Linked DNA regions of Homo sapiens: region 2 is linked to region 1. A link is an interaction called in ENCODE POLR2A ChIA-PET data of the cell type or tissue named here. Cell type or tissue: MCF 10A. All regions are shown on one strand. Region 1 holds the start of ACTL10 (actin like 10). Region 2 holds the start of CDK5RAP1 (CDK5RAP1 mitochondrial tRNA methylthiotransferase).

Region 1 (8,000 bases):
GGAAGTCAGCCTGGGATGGATGAGGGTTTCCAGAAAGGAGGCGGAGTCCGGGGCGCCACGCAGGGAAGGGCGGGCTTCCCCGCGGCCTGAATTGGACAGGGGTCCCCTCCAGCCCTGTGCACGAGAGGATGACAGGACCCGGGTGGACGACAGGACCCGGGTGGACGAGGGTCCCAGGAGAAGCGCGGAGCGGCCCCGGGTCGTGGGCTCGGCCCTAGCGCGCTCTCCCGCCTCACGCCCCTGTTCCACCCCCAGACCAGGATCGTGCTGATTCTCCCCCTGGACAAGCGGCAGCCGCTGGCCAACGCTGGGCAACGGATTGACTACGCGTCCGGCGCTGGGCTGGGCTCCCCGGCGGCACCCAGATTGCGCGGAGCGGGCGAAGGTAGCGAGCGCGAGCCGAGGATGCCGGTACTGCTGCTGCTGCGGCGGCAAGAGGCGCGGCGGCCGGAAGAGGGCGGGGCCAGGGCAGCTCTGAGCTGGCCGCGGCTGCTCTCGCGCTTCCGGTCCCCGGGGAAGGCTCCCCGCGAAGCCGGCCCCGCCGAGGAGCAGCCGCGCAAACGGTGCCGCTGCCCTCGCCCGCAGCTTTAAACGCTTGGCCCGGACCCCGCCCAATAAAGAGTGCGTGGCAACCCTGGCGCCTGCGAACCCTGTCGGAGGCGTCTGGGCGCGGAGTCGGGGTGGGCAAAGCTCAGCCTAGGAGCCGCAGAGGGGTGAACGGGGCGTGATGAAGGCAGAGCCATCGCCACGGTCTGGAGCCAGGGCTGTCTTTTGCTTTCTCCTTCCTTGTGCCAAGGGTCAGAACAGAACCCCAAACCTTGCTACAGTGGCGGGAGGCAGTTTCCTTCCCCCAACACTCCAAATCCAGGTCACATCCTGCCCAGTCTGCAGGCTCAAGGGAGGTGGGCTTGGGCAAACCCAGGCTTGGCCACGCTAGTGAGAGGGACCTGCTTCCGGTAAAGCCTGACATCCCCCCAGCATCCAGAAATCCCTCTTAGGCATGAGGGAGGGTTCCCGGCCAACAGGCACCATCCTGGGTAAGAACAGCCAGGATGGCAGTCAGCTGGGGCAAGGCCTGAGACGTGGATTCTGCCTGGGGACGCACCCAGGAGAAGCTGGAAGCCCTGGGCCTCTCTCTGGCCCCTCACTCCTACACATTGTGCTTGGTAACCCCAAAGCATTCAGGCCCCCCAGTCTTCCCCAAGGCACCTGTCTCCCAACCTACCCTGTCCCATCTCCTTCCCCACGTGACAAAGACTAATTCCAAACCACTTACCTGTCTAGGGCAGCTCACTCCCCTGCTCATAAGCTTTCAACAGGTCTCCATTACCAACAGGGAAAAAGCCCACAGCTTCAGTCTCACTCCCCAAATCACTTAGAAGAAGCCCTGCCACACTTTCTGTGGGCGGGATCCTGCTGCTGCTTCTCCTCACTCTCCCGGGTCCCAAATCCAGCTCCACACCCAATGCCACCCCTGGCCTGCCAAACCTGCAGCCCGCCTTCCTGCCACACTCTGGTGACCAACCTCAGGATGCCCTCTTTTGGGGGCAGATGCAGCAGGACTGAAGTCCCAGCTCACTACAGCCATCAGCCCAGCTTCTGCTGAAGATGCACTTTTGTCACCGCCACCAGGATGAACATCTCCTCCACCTTGCCTGCACCAGGCTGGAGGCTGCAAGAGCTATAACATCACTCCTGCTAATTGTGAGAACTGACTCTTCCCTACCATCCACATGGTTACAATCAGGGTAACCATGTTCTTCCATGGGGCTGCACCTCCTGCCCATACAGTGATTGGCCCAAGCTGGTCCTGTCAGCCCCTCCCCCTAGGACTGTGATTCAGGAGCTGTAAGAGACCATGTTCTCTACTTGAACATGCACAGGCTAAGCCAGCCTTCAGAATAAAAACACAATGCAGGCCAAGCGCAGTGGATCACGCCTGTAAACCCAGCACTTTGGGAGGCTGAGGCAGGCAGATCACGAGGTCAGGAGATCGAGACCATCCTGGCTAACACGGTGAAACCCCGTCTCTACTAAAAATACAAAAAACTAGCCAGGCATCATGGCGGGCGCCTGTAGTCCCAGCTACTCGGGAGACTAAGGCAGGGGAATTGAACCCAGGAGGCAGAGGTTGCAGTGAGCTGAGATCACACCACTGCACTCCAGCCTGGGCAAGAGAGCGAGACTCCATCTCAAAAAACAAACAACACAATGCAGTGCACATCCTGGGTTCCCCACAGCCCCGCAGTCAGATTCTGTTCCTGAAACCTGATTTCACCCTTGCTCTTGATATCCATAACATGTAAGATCCTTTCAATAAAGTCCTTATTTTGGGTTACATTCACCTGAGTCTTCTACCTGCAACCAAACTGGTCCTCAGGAGGATGAGGCTTTGCAGAGACAAGAAGTGACCTCTTTCCTGTGTGGGGGGATTATTACTACCTTTTGGAGGAGAAAACCGAACCCAGAGAAAGATCAAGACTTGCTTAGGACTGCACAGTGAGTCAGCTTCAGAACTGAGTCTTGCTGGGTGCGGTGGCTCACACCTGTAATCCTAGCACTTTGGGAGTCCAAGGCAGGTGGATCACCTGAGGTCAGGAGTTCGAGACCAGCCTGGCCAACGTGGCGAAACCCTGTCTCCACTAAAAATACAAAAATTAGCCGCGTATGGTGGTGCATGCCTGTAGTCCCAGCTACTCAGGAGGCTGAGGCAGGAGAATCACTTGAACTCGGAAGGCAGAGGTTGCACTGAGCTGAGATTGCAACGCTGCACGCCCAGCCTGGGTGACCGAGACTCCGTCTCAAAAATAATAATAATAAAAAAAAGAACTGAGTCTCAAACTGAGGCCCACGTGAATCCATCCGTGGAAGCCCATAAAGGTAGGGCCAGAGCCTCTCGGGGGCTCTTCAGGGAAGCTGCAGATCTGTGATGAAAAAGCTTTTTCTTCAGCACTGGGAGGGGTAGGGGGCCACACATCTGGACAGAGTACATCAGATAATTCTAAGTGGTTTGGGAAAGGAATCAGACTGTGCTGGGCTGCTGAAGCCAGACCCCTGGATGCCAAAATCACTGCCCTTGGCTCTGTCCAGAAGAGAGGATGGGTCCAGGGAGTTGTCATAAGGTAGGGAGCTGCGAAGTGCAGCTGCTGGGGAGTGAGGTCACAATGAGCCCAATCCAAGTTCTTTTCTGCCTTCTGACCAGCCCCTCCCCTCTCCACAACCAGGAACTTCCGTCAAGCCCAGGTGAGAGGTGCCAGGAGGCTGCCTGGGTCCTCAAGGGGGATATATGTCCAAATGGCCTTACCACAAGGCCCCTTCGCCCTCAAAGTTCTGCTCCTCCCGGGGGCTTCTTAGGATCTAAAAGGATCAGTCCTAGCCATCTCGTCAGCCATCTCAGCAAGGGCTGACGGGGCGGAACAGCAAAGCAGAGGCGGGTCCTGAGAGCGTGGAGCCTGAAGCCCGGCGCCAGAGGGAGACCAAGAGGGTGAGATGCGGCTGGAACCCAGCCAGAGCGGAGACTGAAGCCTGAACTAGGGGCCGGGCCTCAGGCCTAGGAACTAGCCACGAGCTGAAAAGGAGGCGGATGGCCCGGACAGAAGAGGCGGGGCTTTCAGACCAGAGGGCGGAGCCAAGAGCTGAAAAGGGTGGTGATTTGGTCCAGAAGAGGAAGAACTTAGGCTCCGGAGGCAGAGCCAAAGGCTGAAGGGGACTACTCCCTAGGACAGAGGCCGGGAGGTATCGGGCCGACGAAGCCGAGTGGCGCGGAGGAGCGGAGCCTTCAGCCCCGCGGCTGGGCCGAGCCCGAAGGTGGCGTCGGTGTCGGGGAGCCGCCGCGTGCACCGGCCGTCCTCCCTGGGCCGCATCGCGGTGGTGGTGGACCAGGGCTCGGGCTTCACCAAGGCGGGCTTCGCGGGCGAGAACCAGCCGCGCATAGTGCTGAAGAGCTCTAGCTTGGTGCCCAGCTGGGACCGGCCGGTGCTGCCCGGAGCGCCGGGCTGCGAGCTGGCGGGCGGCGTGGCGCGGGCGCACCCCATCAAGCACGGCGTGGTGGCGGACTGGGAGGCGCTGGAAGGGCTGTGGGAGCGCCTGCTGGTGGGCGGCCTGCGGGTGTGCCCAGAGCAGTGGCCCGTGCTGGTGAGCGACTCGCCGTTGGCGCCGCCCGCGGGCCGCGAAAGGGTGGCGGAGCTGCTGTTCGAGACCCTGGCAGTGCCCGCGTGCCACATGGCTAGCACCGCGTTGCTGGCGCTCTGCTCCACCGGCGCGTTCAGCGGGCTGGCCGTGGAGGCGGGCGCGGGCGTGTGCCACGCCACGCCCATCTACGCGGGTCACTCGTGGCACCAGGCCACCTTCCGACTGAACGTGGCAGGCAGCACCCTGTCGCGCTACCTGCGGGATCTGCTGGTGGCGGCGAACCCTGACCTCTTGCAGCAGGCCCTGCCCCGCAAGGCCATCACACATCTCAAGAAGCGCAGCTGCTACGTGTCCCTGGACTTCGAGGGCGACCTCCGCGACCCCGCCCGCCACCATCCGGCCAGTTTCAGCGTGGGTAACGGGTGCTGCGTCTGCCTCAGCAGTGAGCGCTTCCGCTGCCCCGAACCCATCTTCCAGCCGGGCCTGCTGGGCCAGGCTGAGCAGGGGCTGCCCGCGCTGGCCTTCCGGGCGCTGCAGAAGATGCCCAAAACGCTGCGGACACGCCTGGCAGACACCGTGGTGCTAGCCGGCGGCTCCACACTGTTTCCTGGCTTCGCCGAGCGCCTGGACAAGGAGCTGGAGGCGCAGTGCCGGCGGCACGGCTACGCGGCCCTGCGGCCCCACCTGGTGGCCAAGCATGGGCGTGGCATGGCTGTGTGGACCGGCGGCTCCATGGTGGCCTCCCTGCACTCCTTCCAGCGCCGCTGGATAACTCGGGCCATGTACCAGGAGTGTGGCTCCAGGCTGCTGTACGATGTGTTCAACTGAGTCAGGCTGGACTGGGGGGGGTGGCACTGCGTTGGGGGACAGCTCTCTATCTAAAGAGTCAAGTGTTTGGAGCTGGCAGGGTCCTCCTGGAGGTTGGAGCTGACTGGATGGGTCACCCCCATACCCTTTCTGGGCCAGGAGAAGGTATTTGGGACCCATGGGACCCTCATTTTGAACTGCAGTTTGAATCTCCCCAACCACTGCCAGTTCAGAGAATGCCAGTCCAGCTGCCTACCCACAGGGCCCTACTTTATGGCAATAAAGGTGATGCCCCACTTGTGTCCATGCCACAGATATGGGAGTTCCTCCAAACCCTCGTCATGTACCATTTGGACATACATCCGATGCCAGGCCCCAAGGGGCGATCCCTTGAAAAGCTACTAAATCTCATGTGAAAGTCACCAGGAGGAGGAGCCCTGTGCCTAGCCATGTGCTCAGGTCATTGTTGACTATGAGTGCCTCAGTTTCCCCTTCTGTAAAAAGTGGGGTCAGGCACAATCCCGGGCCTGCTCACTGCTCCCTCCCCCTTACAAGAGCTATGGAGCAAAGGGAGGTGGAGATATTTCTTGAACACACAAAGGGAAGGGCAGCTTATTTTTTGGAAGTCACCACTCAAGGGCCTCAAGCCCTGGCTATCAGCACTGTTCGAGCTTGTGTATACACGTGTCCACACAAACGCGTGGGTGTTCACGTACCTGCCTACTCACGTATGTCCTCGGGCCAGGCCCTGCCCTGTGAACCTGTGAGCACAGCCTTCCACGCCTAGCCCAGCCCTGAATGATATCCCACCACAGTTGTGATGGGCCAGCAACTAAAGCAACAGCAGCCCCTAGTATGAAGCACCCAGTGTATGCCAGACATTATTCTGGGTGCTGGAAACAGAATAAAACAGACAAAAATCCCTGCCTTCGTTCTCACTGGTCACAGTGATGTATGAAGGGCAGCTCTATTGTTATGATGGTTTACAGATGAGGAAACAGGCCCAGAGAGGTCAAGGGGCACAGCTACAAAGTGGGAGCCAGGATTTGAACCCAAGCCCCTAGCTCTATAACCCTGAGTCAAGACTGTGGAGGATCCCACAGCACAGCAGATGCCCACTGCCTCACAGTGGATCCCCCACCATCAGCCACTCCACTCACCAGCTTGGTGGCATCCATGGCAGCGAGCACTGCACGGTTCAGCGATTCCAATGCAGCCAGCACCGGCCGGTAGACACCCAGGTGCTCTGAGAAGTAGTCTGCAGGCAGAAGAGGTGCTCAAGGGTTCCTGGACCCCCACCCATCTACCCACCCTGGGATTCTGGCCCCCTGGAATTCCTCAGCAGCCAAGCAGGCCTTATATCCTGAGCCCAGCCCAACCTGTCCCATCAGGAGACCAGCAACAGTCCCTTGCCACACGTACCCTGGGGCCCAGGGGCCACAGGAGAAAAGAGCTCCCATGGGCCTACTCACCACACAGTTTTTCTGTTTCTAAATTGCTGCAGGGAAAAGAGAAGGCGCCCTTCAGACCTGGGCCTGGTAAACTGGGACTAATGGGGCCAATGCCCCACATCCCACCCCACCAACTCCCAGCTTAGCCTAACAAGGCCACTTCTGCTCCACCCCAGATTAAGTTGCTCCTGTGGACAGAGTCCTTGCAGGGTTGGAGAATGGGTTCTACTGCCCCCACCAATCACTCTAAGGGCAAAGATTCAGACCCATTCTTGGCTACCAAGAGGATCTCAGGCCAGGGGAAGATGGATGTGGACACAGGCCAGTGAGAAGTGGTCAGAGCTGCGAAGGGGAAGCCAGGTGCAAGGCAATGAAGTCCAGGGACGGCATGGGGTATTTAGTTGTAGGTTAGGGAGGGTTTCCTAGAGGAAGAGCTGCCTAAGTGAGGCCCTGAAGGACAAGGAACTGGGTGGGGAGTCTGGCCAGGAGGGGAGGGGAAGCACTGCAGATGAAGGTTCCAGCCCAAGTCTCAGGAGCCTGAGACTGACCCTCAGGAAAGGGGAGAAGGGAAGTAGAGGGAGTAACAGCGGTTCATGCGTGTGCACCCCTGGGAGCAGGCACGGGAAGGAGCGTGCACACTCCTGCCAAGACGCGTAGATGTGGGAGCACACAAGGGGTAGATGGTTGCGTGTTTATGCACTGCATTCTCGGGTGGAAGCAGGCGGGGCCCAGCTGTCCCCAGGCATCCTCTGGTCCCTGTGGGAAGCGGGAATGGGGAGCTGAGCCATGGGTGGTGACTCAGACTTGGCTATTTTGGGGTCCCAGCTGGAAGCAGTGTAGTGGGCAAGGCTGTAGCTGGAGAGGGGGTAGGCAGGCGGGTAAAGTTGGAACTGAGCCCTGGTACCTTTCTCCCTGCCCCCTCTTCCTCATCCTACAAAAGGAACCAAGGCAGCAGGGGACACAGTGGGGTAAAGACAACCTGGCCTCGCATCTACCCACGGCCCCCTCTCATACTCACTCGGTGAGATGCCCATCAATGCCGCTGAACAGTTCCTGCAGCTCCCCCAGGCTGAGAACCCCATCGGCAAAGTAATTCTGGAATTCCTCAAATGAGAGCTTCCCATCATCTGGGGTGGCAGGGGGAGGACAGGGAGCAGAGGAGGTATCCCTGACCCTGACTGCACCCCTGCCACCAGGTCCAGGGTCCCAAAGGCCTCATAGCATCTGACAACCATCTAGCTAGGTGAGATGGGAGTCTGAGGTCAGTGGGGGGCCTGACTGTTGGGGACAAAAGGACTGGGGTCCTTGAAGGTGTCCAGTGAAGGCAACAGAACCTACTTTGCAGGCACCAAAGGGACAGGGCAGTATGTACATAGCGTTGGGTAGGAACTCAGTAAATGTTTGCCAAGTGAAAAAACAAGCAACAGGCTGGGACACGGCCACATTGTGGCAGGGCCTAGATGTCACCTGGAAGGACTTGGGGACCAGCCTCACTGCAGGGCACAAGGAACCTCCATTCTCTGGACCCAGGACCTTCACAGAGAAGCCACGGGGAGGCAGATGGAATCCTCCTACTAGTTGGAGCCTCTGTAGGCAGCAGCAGGCTGGCTC
Region 2 (8,000 bases), 270 kb before region 1:
CTACCCATCTTGCTACACTGCCTCTTAATAAAGTGAAAACCACTCACTGTCTGAGGGCATCTTCCTTTGAGTTCCTTCAGAAGGAAAGCAACTAATGTGAGGGCATTGTATGCCCGATCAGTGACTCCTTCTACCCTTCAAGAGTCTTGGCTGGATGCAGCCGCTCATGCCTGTAATCCCAGGACTTTGGGAGGCCGAGGCAGGAGGATCACTTGAGGTCAGGAGTTCAAGACCAGCCTGACCAACATGGCAAAACCCCATTTCTACTAAAAATACAAAAGTTAGCCAGATGTGGTAGCAAGTGCCTATAGTCCCAACTACTCAGGAGGCTGAGACAGGAGAATCACTGGAACCCAGGAAGCAGAAGTTGCTATGAACCGAGATCGCACCACTGCACTACAGTTTGGACAACAGAGCGAAACTCCATCTCAAAACAAAAAAAAAAGAGTTTCAAACTACTACCTTCAAACTTTCCACCCAGACCCTCTCACACTTGGCTTAGCAAATAACACAACCTTTATAGAGAACAATTTGCCACTTTCCATCAAAATTACAAGTGTGCAAACCATCTGACAAAGCATTTCCACTCATAATTATCCTGCAGATAAATCTATACACATACAAAATGACCTATGTATAAAGACATTCAGTCTAGGCACAGTGGCTCATGCCTGTAATCCCAGCACTTTGGGACGCTGAGGCTGGTGGATCACTTCAGGCCAGGAGTTCGAGACCAGCCTGGCCAACACAGTGAAACCTCATCTCTACTAAAAATACAAAAAATTAGCTGGATGTGGTGGCACACACCTGTATTCTAAGATACCCGGGAGACTGAGGCATGAGAATCTCTTGAGCTCAGGAGGAGAAGGTTGCAGTGAGCCAAGATCACGCCACTGCACTCTAGCCTGGGCAACAGAGTGAGACTGTCTCAAAAAATAAAAATAAAAGATATTCAATGCAACAGTGTTTCTAATAGCAAAGGAAAGGGAAAGATCTAAATGTTATCAATAAAGGACTAGTTAAGTAAGTTCTGGTGCATCCATACAATGAAACAAGATACAACTGTTAGAAACCAAGGCTGGTGGCCGGGTGCAGTGGCTCATGCCTATAATCCCAGCATTTTGGGAAGCTGAGACAGAAACATCACTTGAGCCAGGAATTCGAGACCAGCCTGGGCAACATAGTGAGACCTCATCTCTATAAAAATAACAAAAAATAGCCGAGCACAGTGATGCACACCTGTAGTCCCAGCTACTCAGGAGGTTGAGATGAAAGGATTGCTTGAGCCCAGGAGATCAATGCTGCAGTAAGCCATAATCGCACCACTGCACTCCAGCCTGGGTGACAGAGTAAGACCCTATCTCAAAAAAATAAAAATAAAAATAAATGAGGCTGAACCTATACATGACAAAGGCAAGGAAGCAATATGCTCCATGCTACCTACATTATACTACTGTTGAATCTGTGGGGAAAGAGGGTGGGAATATTGAGGTACCTATTTGCAGGTACATACAATATCTCTAGAATGCATAAGAAACAATAGTTGCCTCCCAGGAAGACTTAGGTGACTAAGGTATAGGAGATGAAGCCATACTATTTACTTTTTTTTTTTTTAATTTTCTGACTAAGGAAGAATTCTAGGATCACCATATATTTTTACTGGACCCCACATCTATGGCCTACTACACTCCAGCCATGCCACACTTCTTTGTATTAATCTTCACTAGCTTATAGGATTTTACACATGCTGTTCTCTGGCTGGTATTTATCTTCTCTCTAGTGGCCTATGGTACTTTCAGCTTTCTTCCTCTGGGAAGCCTGCTCTGGCCATCACCCCCGAAGTCTAGGTGGGGTCCTCCTCTGGGTTCCCAAAGCTCTATTCTATCTCTCCATCACAAGACTCATCACACTTTGCTGTTAATTATTACTGACACTTCTGCCAGCCCTAGTAAACTGGCAGGTTCCTGCAAGCAGGGAACAAGTATCATTCATTTCTACACCTTCACCATCTCCCATTGTGGTAGCTGCCTCACGGCAGGTGCTAAACATCAGTGGTTCCCAACCTTTTTGGTACTAGGAATTGGTTTCATGGAAGACAATTTTTCCACAGACATGGAAGCAGGGGTGTGTTGAAACTGTTCCACCTCAGGCATTTAGATTCTTACAAGGAGCATGCAATCTTGAGCCAGTGCGGTGGCTGACATCTATAATCCCAGCACTTTGGGAGGCCGAGGCAGGCGGATTGTTTGAGCTCAGGAGTTCGAGACCAGCCTGGGCAACATGGCAAGACCATGTTTATTTGTTGTCTCTACAACAAATTAAAAAATAAAAAATTAGCCAGCCATTGTGGTATGTGCCTGTAATCCCAGCAACTTGGGAAGCTGAGGTAGGAGGATCACTTGAGCCAGGGAGGCAGAGATTGCAGTGAGCTGAGATTGCGCCACCACACTCCAGCCTGGGCAACAGAGAGAGAGAGAACTTGTCTCAAAAAAAAGGAAATGGAATGCACAAACTAGATGCCTTGCATATACGCAGTTCACAATAGGGTTTGTGTTCCTGAGAAACTAATTCCGTGGCCAATCTGACGGGAGGCAGAGCTCAGGCAGTAATGCCAGCTTTGCTGCTCACCTCCTGCTGTGCAACCCGGTTCCTCACAGGCCACAGACAGGTACCATTCTACCACCTAGGGTTAGGGGAACCCTGCTATACACGTGTAAAGAGCAGATGTGGCCCATTACCTTTCCAATGAGATGACCTGCCACATCTGCTACTAGCACTTAGGAGCAATGCCAACCCAGTTTCAAGAGTCAGAGAAGAACAGCCTTAAAGTGTGAACTTTAAAATCGCCCCTTTCTACTCCATAATTGCTGTGTGACCTTTGGCAAGACAAATTTCTGTCTCTGAGCCGCCAATTCCACATGTGTAAAATAAGGATAAAAGCAGCACCTACCACCCCATAAGTGTTATTAAGAATAAGATATTAAAAACCCAACTTGAGATACAGTAAGCGTTCACTAACTGCACATTTACAGCCCACACCCCCTTTCACAGAGAGTATTAGAGCATCCTGGTTAAGAGTATGAACTCCACTAAAAATACAAAACTTAGCCGGGTGTGGTGGTATGCGCCTGTAATCCTAGCTACCCAGGAGGCTGAGGCAGGAGAATCGCTGGAACTCGCGGGGCAGGGGCTACAGTGAGCCGAGATCGCGTCACTGCACTCCAGCCTGGGCGACAGAGCAAGACTCCCGTCTCAAGAAAAAAAAAGTATGGACCCTGGAGTCAGAATCTGACCCCACTGCTGCCAAGCCAGCTAAACCTTAGGCACCTGTCTTAAACTCTGGGAGCCTCTAGATGGGGATAATAGCACCTATCTCCATAAGCCTACCGTAGGATCAAATGCAATAATACAAGCAAAATGCTTTGCATAACGCAATGTAGAAGCCTCTCTGGAGGCTCGAAATTAATTCTGACAGTCGGCAATGAGGCTGGAACAACAGCGTACAACATCCCAAACATTTTATTGGCTGGTTACAATGCGTTAGGCATGGTGCAAAGCATTTTCCGCGAATTATTACCTATAACCCTCATAGCAACCCTGTGAGGCAGGCTGTACTGTCAACCCCACTTCACGGGTGGCGAAGCGAAGCCTTGAAAGAAGTGGAGGTGACCTGTCCAAGGTCACACGGGGTTAGGCGGCGGGGTTAGGGTACGAACCCCTACAGCCTGACGCCAGGCCCCACGCCATAACCACCGTGCCATCCTCCCTCTTGAACACCGTGCGCTTCCCGGGATCCGCGGCCCCTCCTGCCCCAGGCGCCAGTCAAAAGCGGGTGCGCAGCCCACCCCGGCGGCCGCGCTGCTCACCTCCCGCAGCAGCAACAGTGCCCGGGGTCCCGCAGCGTAAGTTCTGCCGGCAAGTCGGATCCCCTCACAGGTCCGCCGCTGCGTTCATACACAAGCGACTTCCGTTCCGCCGCTACTTCAGGCCGGGTCATGCTAACGGAAGTGCTTCCTTTTTACAGTCCGGGTGGACCCAAAGCTCCGTGGCGGTGCTGAACTTTAGGGCAGCCACTAGCCACGGACTTAAGCGGCAATTGAGCTCCTCAAAGTGGGTGAGTGCAAATCAAATGTGCGCTAAATGTCAGATACACTGGATGTGGAAGAAGAAATGTCAAATAGTGTCAAATAGTTCATATATATAATGTTTATATTGATTATGTGCTGCAATAATTGTTGGGATATATTGGATTAAATAAGTACATTTGTTGAATTAGTTTTTTTTATTTGTAGCTATGGTGGTAGAAATATTTGAATTAAGTTCACCTGTTGTTTCTTTTTACTTTTTCAATGTGGCTAGCAGGGGGAAAAATAATATGGTGTGATCATGGCTCACTGCAGCTTCCGCCTCCCATGCTAAAGCAATCCTCCCACCTCACACTCCCAAGTGGCTGGGACTACAGGCAGGCGCCACCACGCCCAGCTAAAATTTTTTTAATTTTTTTGTAGAGACCGGTCTCCCCATGTTGCCCAGGCTGGTCTCAAACTCCTACCTAGGCGCAAGCCATCCTCCCACCTTGGCCTCCCAAAGTGCTGGGATTGTAGGCATGAGCCACCGTGTCCGGTCCTTACTGGGAAATTTTAAGTCACCTAAGAGGTTCACGCTCTATTTCTATTGGAGGGTGCTGCCCTGTAGGTTAATGACTTCCTGATTCACATCTCCAGCTGGACCCTCCCTGCAGTACCAGAGCCATAGCTCAGCTGCCTACTTGACACCCCTTCTTGAGTGTCTGATGACCATCTCTAACTTATACAGAACTCTTCATTTCCACACATGCACCTTCACCAAAAACCTGTACCTGTCATTCTGGCCCATCTCAGTAAATGGCCCAACCATCCTTCCAGGTGCACTAGGAGGAACTGAATGGTCATTTTCTTCACCTCCCTGGATCCCCACATTCTATCTGTCAGTAAGCCCTGTCAACTCTAACTCCAAAATGTCAAATCTGTCTACTCGGTAGCTACAACTACCCAGGCCACCATTGTCTCATCAGAAACAATCACAGTAGCCTGCTAATGGTCACCTTGTCTCCTGAGAACAGTTTCCCACACATAGCCTAAGGGAATTTGTGTTTGTTTTATTAAATCAAATTATATCACCCCTCTCCTGAAAACTCTCCGTGGCAGGCCGGGCGTGGTGGCTCACATCTGTAATCCCAGCACTTTGGGAGGCCAAGATGGGCAGATTGCTTGAGCCCAGGAGTTCTAGACTAGCCTGAGCAACATGATAAAACCCCATCTCTACAAAAAACACAAAAATTACCCCGGCATGGTGGTGGGTACCTGTGGTCCCAGCTACTCAGAAGGCTGAGGCAGGGAGGATTGCTTGAGCCAGGGAAGTTGAGGCGGCAGTGAACCATGACCTCAACACTGCACTCCAGCCTGGGTACCAGAATGAGACCATGTCTTGAAAAAGAAAAAAACAAAAACAGCCGGGCACGGTGGCTTATGCCTGTAATCCCAGCACTTTGGGAGGCTGAGGTGGGTGGATCATGAGGTCAGGAATTCGAGACCAGCCTGGCCAATATGGTAAAACCCCGTCTCTACTAAAAATAAAAAATAAAAAATAGCTGGGCATGGTGCCGCGTGCCTGTAGTCCCAGCTACTCGGGAGGCTGAGGCAGGACAATTGCTTGAACCCAGGAAGCGGAGATTGCAGTGAGCCAAGATCGAGCCACTGCACTCCAGCCTGGGCGACAGAGCAAGACTCCATCTCAAAAAAAAAAAAAAAAAGAAAAGAAAAGAAAAAAACAAAAACAAAAAGCTTAAGAGCTTTCCATTGCCCGTGCAATAAAATCCAGATTTCCTACTGTATCCTAGGGGCCTGCATGATGTGGCCCCTGCTTTTTTTTTTTGAGACGACGTCTCACTCACTCTGTCGCCCAGGCTGGAGTGCAGTAGTGCAATCTCGGCTCACTGCAACATCCGCCTCCCAGGTTAAAGCGACTCTCCTGCCTCAGCCTCCCGAGTAGCTGGGATTACAGGCGTGCACCACCACGTCAAACTAATTTTTGTATTTTTAGTAGAGCAGGGTTTCACCATGTTGGCCAGATTGGTCTCAAACTCCTGGCCTCAAGTGATCCGCCCACCTCGACCTCCTAAAGTGCTAGGATTAGAGGCGAGCACCACCACGCCCGGCTGATTTTTGTTTTTACTAGAGATGGGTTTTCGCCATGTTGGCCAGGCTGGTCTCAAACTCCTGGCCTCAAGTGATCCTCCCACCTCAGCCTGCCAAAGTGCTGGAATTACAAGCATGAGCCACCATGTCTGGCCCCCTGCTTACTTTTACTTCTCCAACCCATGTACTTCTTACCACTTACTTCTCCTACTGTGTTCTTTCTAGTTGACTATACTTCAACTACATAATTTTATCTTGCTCCTTCAATAACCCAAGCAAATGTTTATTTCAGACCCTCTGTCCTTTTTTTTTTTTCTTTTCTTTTTTGAGACGGAGTCTTGCTCTGTTACCCAGGCTGGAGTGCAATGGCGTGATGTTGGCTCACTACAACCTCCACCTCTCGGGTTCAAGCAATTATCCTGCCACAGCCTCCCAAGTAGCTAGGATTACAGGCACGCAACACCATGCCCACAGAGCTTCTCTTCTTACTATTATCTTTCTGGAATGCTCTTCTCCAAAATTGTTTCGTGGCTGGCCCCTTCTCATCCTTTAGGTCTCAGCATAAATATCAGCTCTTCAGAGAGACCCTCTCTGACCACTTCATATAAACTACTCTATCACTTCTCTTATTATTTTCTTCACCATATTTGTCACTATTCAAAATGTTGGCATTACTTATTTTCTTATCATTGCCTATTCCCTGGACTATCAGCTAGGGAGGGACACGTCGTGTCTTGTTCATGGCTTTATCCCCATGATCTACACAGGGTCTGACTCATAGAAGGGCTTAATGAAAATTTGTTGAATGAATAAATGACTGCTTTCTGTCTTAGTTTGGGCTCCCCAGAAGCAGACCTGAGACAAGTATTTTTTTTTTTTTAGACCAAGTCTCACTCTGTTACACAGGCTGGAGTGTAGTGGCCCAATCTTGGCTCACTGCAACCTCCACCACCCGGGTTCAAGCGATTCTCCTGCCTCAGCCTCCTGAGTAACTGGGATTACAGGCAAGCGCCACCACACCCGGCTAATTTTTGTATTTTTAGTAGAAACAGGGTTTCACCATATTGGCCAGACTGGTCTCTAACTCCCCACCTGCGGTGATCCACCCACCTTGGCCTCCCAAAGTGCTGGGATTACAGGCATGAGCTACTGTGCCCGGCTACTGAGACAAGTATTTGAGTGCAGGTAGTTGATTTGCAAAGTAATCTCAGGAAACACTGGTAGGGTAGTAGGGGAGTGAAACAGGGAGGGGAGACAGCCAATAAACATTGTTAACAAGCAACTTTCTTGCAGGCATCTAGGTCTTAATCCTGCTGGAGAACACTGGGAAATAATGCAGAACACTGTGCTGGTTAATTATTTGTGTCAACTTGACTGGGCCACAGGTTGCCCAGATATCTAGTTAAACGTTATTTCTGGGTGTTTCTTGAGGAAGAGATTAGCTTTGGTGGACTGAGTAGAGTAGACTACCCTCCACAATCTGGATGGACATCATCTAACCCCTTGGGGACCCAAATAGGACAGGAAGACAGAGCAAGGTTGAATTCTCTGTCTGCCTGACTGCTTAAGCTGAGACATTGGTCTTCTCCTGCCCTTGGACTGGGACTTAAACACCATTGGCACTCCTGATTCTCAGTCTTTTAGATTCAAACTGGAATTTACACCACCACCTTTCCTCGGTGTGCAGCTTGCAGATGGCAAATTGTAGGACTTCTCAGCCTCTATAATCACTTGATCCAATTCCTTATGATAAATCTCATTCTAGATGTAGAAATATACATATAGTGGCCAGGCACAGTGGCTCATATCTGTAATCCCAGCACT

The links. Peaks named below come from ENCODE experiments on the same cell type or tissue, not always from the same donor. Only the 100,000 strongest peaks of a DNase experiment are listed, where the experiment ranks them.
Region 2: POLR2A ChIA-PET joins it to region 1 with 29 read pairs; 12 of 35 experiments call an interaction of 5 or more read pairs at or near these places.

The regions. Positions count from the first base shown.
Region 1 is chr20:33,663,277-33,671,276 of GRCh38, forward strand. It overlaps NECAB3 (N-terminal EF-hand calcium binding protein 3), which reads right to left. Exons shown (of 12, transcript NM_031232.4): 3 at 7,408-7,516; 4 at 6,411-6,436; 5 at 6,099-6,196. It overlaps C20orf144 (chromosome 20 open reading frame 144), which reads left to right. Exons shown (of 2, transcript NM_080825.4): 2 at 256-632. The coding sequence ends at 591. It overlaps ACTL10 (actin like 10), which reads left to right and starts at 3,667. Exons shown (of 1, transcript NM_001024675.2): 1 at 3,667-5,249. The coding sequence starts at 4,222. The coding sequence ends at 4,959. RefSeq lists enhancers at 1-572, 573-1,509, 767-926, 3,360-3,579, 4,390-4,469 and silencers at 337-526, 3,710-4,039. In MCF 10A, a CTCF peak has its summit at 4,810 (motif pointing left); DNase peaks (open chromatin) are centred at 465, 3,565 and 4,795.
Region 2 is chr20:33,397,562-33,405,561 of GRCh38, forward strand. It overlaps CDK5RAP1 (CDK5RAP1 mitochondrial tRNA methylthiotransferase), which reads right to left and starts at 3,958. Exons shown (of 14, transcript NM_016408.4): 1 at 3,867-3,958. LOC124904889 (a long non-coding RNA gene) reads left to right here and starts at 4,021. Exons shown (of 2, transcript XR_007067567.1): 1 at 4,021-4,114. RefSeq lists enhancers at 3,669-3,758, 3,899-4,098. In MCF 10A, a CTCF peak has its summit at 3,334; a DNase peak (open chromatin) is centred at 4,010.